2 separate regions of the Homo sapiens genome follow, and region 2 is linked to region 1. A link is a loop called in an ENCODE intact Hi-C map of the cell type or tissue named here. Cell type or tissue: A673. All regions are shown on one strand. Each heading gives the region's core, and the rest is flanking DNA. Links, peaks and the distances in the headings are about the cores only. Region 1 has its middle 100 kb from the start of SERTM1. Region 2 overlaps LOC124903158 (a long non-coding RNA gene).

Region 1 (2,920 bases), core at 258-2,757:
GTGTTTCTGGATGAGATTAACGTTTAAATTGGTAGAGCCAGTAAAGCAGATTGGCTTACCTCATGGAGGTGGGTCTCATCCAATGATTTAAAGACCTGAATAGAACAAAAAGGCTGACCCTCCCCCAAGTAAGAGAGAACTCCTCTTGGCTGGCAGCTCTTAGACTTTTGGATTTACATTGGAATTAAACCATCAGTTCTCCTAGATCTCCAGCTTGCTGACTCACTCTGCAGATCTTGAGACTTAACAACATTTATAATCATCCTGTGGACCAATTCCTTATAACAAATAATCAATCAGTCACATCCTATTGGTTCTATTTCTCTGAAAACCCTGACCAATACATCACCTTCAAGCAAAAAGAGGAAATTTGAATTTAAAACTGAAAAGATTTTGTTTTCAAATATTTACATGCAATAAAGGGGGCTTAAATACAGTCTCAAAACCTGTAATTGCTGTTCCTGTAATTCAAGGTGATCAAGCAGTGGGCTTCTCTGGGCTTTTGTCCCATGATCATCGATTGTAGCCATGGTCCTAGCATTTATCCTGCCAATGTCCTTGCCCATAGAGGTGTCAGGGAAGAGAGTGGAGATGGATTAGCCATAACTCATATTCATTCCTTTCTGGAAAAATAACCCAAAGCATGTACCTTCCTGGTGGGAAAGTTGGGTTCTCCCATGTTGCCTTGCCCCATGTGGAAAGCACAGTGTGTCCATGCGATCCTTATACAACTATGCTGGCAGCCATTGTCCCTGGATGATAGACCATGCCTGCCCTATGAGCATCGGGGTTTTCCATTTGGTATGGAAGAAAGTAGGAAGCCCCAGTGCAACTCTAGGTCTCAAGCCATGTCTTCTACGTTTTTCTCAGAAGTCTTCTTTTGGAGGTTATGAGGATATTCCCCAGATTAATAAAATAGATACTTTGGAACCCAATCCATTATTAGTTCTCTGGATTGTACATTATTGGGCAGTGCCTTGGAAGTAAGACTGGTGACAGGCACAATCCTTTTCAAAATAATCAAAACCAAAAACAAAACATTCAAGAGCCAGATTTCTTTTTATACTGGAAATTTTGATCAGGATAACTGGGGTTGGGCCCAGTTCCTTCTTCGTGTGTATCAGTCTTGGCTTCTGGCTGCTCTAATGGTGGCAGAAGATCAGGTCTTCTGGAGCCCTAAGTGTAGAGATCACATGATTATAGATTGAAAGTCTTGTTCAAAATATATTTACAAGTTATTTTTGGTTCTTTTGCTAGTAAAACTCTCTTCCAATTTCCTTGGCTAGCTTCTGAATCAAAGAGAACCCTGGGAGGTATATTGAAAGTTTTCCATTTTAGAAATTAAAATATCTTATCTTCAGTAACGGCATTAAGTTCTATTTGCCATCAGAATTTTGCTGACTATAACTACATGCATGAGTCAATTGTTGGCATGCAGGTCTCAGGGCTGGTGGTGTTGCCTATAGGTATACAATGCAACTTGTGCACCAGTGGGTGGTAATGAAGGTGTTTATGGCCTTGACAAAGTTTGGAGCAAGTATGTTTGTGTGTATGTGTGAGTATGGGAGTTGGAAGATGAGAGAAAAGGAACAGAGAACTGTTTTCTCTCCAAGAGTAACAGACACTTACAAGAGCTTTACAGTTTCCGCAACACTTTCATGCATAATTATCTTAGTTAAACCTCACACTAAACATGCAAGTTAAAATTGCTATCCAGGATTGACAGGTGGACTGTTGAAACTCAGAGTTTGTTACTGGTATAAGATCACACAGCCAAGTGGTGCCAAAGTGTGCTTTAACCCATCCCGGTCCTCCAGTCTTTTAAAACAAGCCTGGGTTTCCTTGAATCAGCCCCAGGATGACATGGGCATCATATTACAGGAAATGTAATAATCAGGTCTAATTTGTTTCTTTTTCTGTTCGAGTCTTATAAACGTTGTCCTCAACTCTCAACTGATCTTTCAAGAGGTCAGAACAAATAAATAGCTGTCTCTGGATTACCTTGGCTGGGAACCCTGGGTCCAAAAAGATTCTTTACCGTAAACAGGTGAGAATCGAAGTGAAAAAATATTTATCTACAACATGGAACTGTTTTGGGGGAGTTTTAGTTATTTCTGGTGGACAAAATGGCATGACCTGCTGGCTAGAGGACAAGTTGATTTAAAGTACAAAGTTGTTCAGAAGTATGTTTTGTCTTGGCAGGTTATTTTCCTTGTAGATAAGCTTTCTTTAATATTTATTTATTCTTTCAGTGAACCATATTTAGTGCATGCAAGGTTGGACTGAGACAAATGTGTACCCTAAGAAGGCTAACAATTGGGTGCCTTTAAAAACCTATAGCCTTTAAATATTTGGTTAACACTTATTTACGGTGGCAGAGGGAAATTGCTTTTCCATTCCTAAACAGAGATATATAAAATGCACAGAACATAACATGTTAACTTATTTGAAGTTATCTCTTATTTTATAATTTTCCTATTGCTCATAGTTGAATAATAAAAAAGGCTAATATCTCTTGAGTGCTTATTATACGCTGGGTACTGATTTATTTATATTGCTTATCTAATCTCATGCTCATGACAATCTTGTGTGGTAAGCACCACTATTATCCCAAATTTCCAAATAATGAAACTGACACTTAGGTTTAATAAACATGCCCAGGGACACAAATGGCTCCTACCCGTAGAAATGGGATTTGAATGCCGCAGGTCTGACTATAGAGCCCATGACCTTCGTCGCTAGAACTCCATGCCCTTCTGTAGCACTAATCTCTCATGTTCACTGAGTGTGGAGATCACATGTCCATAGGTACAAAATCTTGTTCAAACTATGTTTGCAAGTTCGTCCTGGCTCTTTTGCCAATAAAACTCTTCCATTTTCTTTTGCTAGCTTCCAAATCAAAGAATACCTTGAGAGGCAT
Region 2 (2,920 bases), core at 318-2,817, 240 kb before region 1:
CCATAGTAGTTCACTGCACAGATCATCCCATCACCTAGGTATTAAGCCCAGCATTCATCAGCTATTCTTCCTGATGCTCTCCCTCCCCCACACCCACCTTTAACAGGCCCCAGTGTGTGTTGTTCCCCATTGTGTCCATGTGTTTTTATCGTTCAGCTCTCACTTATCAGTGAGAAGATGTGGCGTTTGGTTTTCTGTTTCTGTGTTAGTTTGCTGAGGTTAATGGCTTCCAACTCCATCCATGTCGCTGTGAAGGACATGGTATCATTCCTTTTTGTGGCTGCATAGTATTTCATGGTGTATATGTATCATATTTTCTTTATTTAGTCTACCATTGATGGGCATTTAGGTTGCTTCCATGTCTTTGCTATTGTGAATAGTCAAGCATTTATTCTTTTTTTTTTTTTTTTTGGAGACAGAGTTTCACTCTTGTTGCCCAGGCTGGAATGCAGTGACATGGTCTTGGCTGACTGCAACCTCTGCCTCCTGGGTTCAAGTGATTCTCCTGCCTCAGCCTCCTGAGTAGCTGGGATTACAGGCACCCGCCACCACGCCCGGCTAATTTTTGAATTTTTAGTAGAGACGGGGTTTCACCGTGTTGGCCAGGCTGGTCTCGAACTCCTGACCTCAAGCGATCTGCCCACTTCAGCCTCCCAAAGTGCTGGGATTACAGGCGTGAGCCACCTCGTCTGGCTGCATTTATTCTTATTTTGAATTTGGGACACTGTTGTTGGTGAATTCATAAAAACTGATAGTGATTTTCATAAGAAGTCAAGTCACCTTGAAGTTATGGATGTATAGAATTTACAGTATTGAGTATTGTATATTTTATCAATGTTTGTGAATCACGTGCTAATATTCTTTATCTCAGGTAGTGACACACCCAGAACCCCAGAATTGGCATAAAGATTATTTTAAGCTGAAGACACTTGAGATTCAATTGATACAGAAAGAAGCCTTCTCAGAGCTTCCTTTATCTGACTAGAAGCTGAAACTTCTGATAAATGAAGACCATCATAAATTCCCTCTTGAGGAAAGCTACTACCAGGAGAGAGACCAAGAGTAAATCTACCATAAATACCCCATGACCATGAGTTCAGAAAACCTACATAAACATATATTATCACAAAATGCCTTATTGCTCATTTGTTCTCCTAAAACCACATTTGTTTTTCCTAAAGGAACCTATTTGTTCATCCCATAGGAACATTTACTCCGTCTTCCCTTTCCTTACTAATTTAGGTATATAAGCCTCAAATTCTAACCATCCATTTCAGTAACTCATCTCTGAGCCCTCCTATGTACATGTAGTTCTTGTAAATAAACCCTTTTCTTTTACTAATCTATCTTTTGTGAGTTTAATTTACAAGCTCCCAGGCAAGAAACCTAAGCAGGTGGGAGAAAAGTTTTGTTTCATTTCCAGCCATCAGTTAACTGGTTAAAAATTTTTTTTACCAGCATATTACTCGGAGCAGTATTATTTAAATCTTAGTACAAATACCTGTTATGGTGTTCAATAAGTGGCAGTAAGCTTAAAAAATAAACCTACTTTTTTTTGAGGTATGATTTTGCTGCGGTTTGAACATGTCCCTCAAAAGTTAATGTGTTGGAAACAATTGCCATTGTTAACAGTATTAGTAAGTGGGGCCTTTAAGAGGTGGTTAGCCCTCATGAATGGATTAATGCCGTTATGGCTTAGTTATCACAGGAGTGGGCTCCTGATAAACAGATAAATTCAGTGTCATATACTCTGTCTATGCTTGCTTCTGCCCTCTGCCCTTCAACTTTGGTATTACCCTGATCAGATGCCAGAGCTGTGCTCTTGGACTTTTCAGCCACTTGAACTGTGAGCCACATAAACTTCTGTTCTTTGTAAATTACCCAGTGTGTGGTATTCTATTACAGTGACAGAAGATGAACTAAGACAAATTTACACACCATAAAGTCCACTTATTGTAAGTATACAATTTAAAGATTTTTAGTAAATTTGTAGAGTTGCAATCATTTTTACAAAAAGGTTTTAGAACATTTCCATCTCTCCACAAAAGACCCTTATTATCCATTCTCAGTCAATCCCTGCTCCTACTTCCAGCCCCAGGAATCCACTAATCTTTGTCTCCATAGATTTGCCTTTTCTAGACATTTTGTTAGGAGCAATGAATCCGTACCGGTCTGCAGTGACCTCAATTCTTACCTCCTTACAAGAAAGAATTTGACCGAGGGGCCTAAGGCAGAGTGAGAGACTGAGCCAAGTTTTTGAGCGGGAGTGAAAGTTCATTTAAATGCCTTAGAGCAGGAAAGAAAGGAAGTGAAGTACACTTGGAAGAAGGCCAAGCGGGTGACTTGAGAGATCTAGTGCGTGGTTTGACTTTGACTTGGGGTTTTATCTGTTGGCATGCTTCCAGGGAGTTGTGTCCCTTCTCCCCTGATTCTTCCCTTGGGGTGGGCTGTCCGCATGCACAGTGGCCTGCCAGCGCTTGGTAGGGGCCGCATGTGCAGTGTGTTTACCAAAACTGTGCACATGTTCACTTGAGGCATTCTTCCCTTACCAGTTGAGTGTTTCTAGAGGAAGGTCATATACCACTTAAACTCTGCCATTTTGTCTCTTAGTGTGCATGCTTGAGCCACTTGGCCAACTCCTGAGATCTTATTGGGAAGCTGCTGATCACCAATTTTAGGTGTTTCTATCTATAGGGAGACTGCCTTTCCCTGGCGCGGGCTGCGACAAATTATTACTTTAGAGAAGCAGTTTAACCACTGCCTGACCATGATCTTCTGATGGTTGCCCTCCTAAGGGGGACACTCTCCTGCCTTGTTCACGTCTGACTAAGTACCTACTGTAACAGTTTCATATCAGTGTAATCATGTAATATATGGTCTTTTGCACCTGGCTTCTTTTATTTAGCATAATGTTTTTGAA

The links. A loop is a pair of places that touch in the nucleus more often than their neighbours do. Peaks named below come from ENCODE experiments on the same cell type or tissue, not always from the same donor. Only the 100,000 strongest peaks of a DNase experiment are listed, where the experiment ranks them.
Region 2: a loop joins it to region 1, with 2.0 times the contacts of the local background. A loop is called at or near these places in 1 of 110 quality-filtered maps.

What each region holds. Positions count from the first base shown.
Region 1 is chr13:36,572,636-36,575,555 of GRCh38, reverse strand. No RefSeq gene overlaps it. Among named protein-coding and RNA genes, the nearest start is that of SERTM1, 100 kb to the left of the region's middle. In A673, for the core only: no CTCF peak of the experiment used is centred there; a DNase peak (open chromatin) is centred at 1,795; H3K4me3 peaks cover 990 bases; H3K27ac peaks cover 1,886 bases.
Region 2 is chr13:36,814,093-36,817,012 of GRCh38, reverse strand. LOC124903158 (a long non-coding RNA gene) reads left to right here. Exons shown (of 2, transcript XR_007063760.1): 2 at 872-1,342. Among named protein-coding and RNA genes, the nearest start is that of RFXAP, 3.7 kb to the left of the region's middle. In A673, for the core only: a CTCF peak has its summit at 1,795; a DNase peak (open chromatin) is centred at 2,312; H3K27ac peaks cover 353 bases.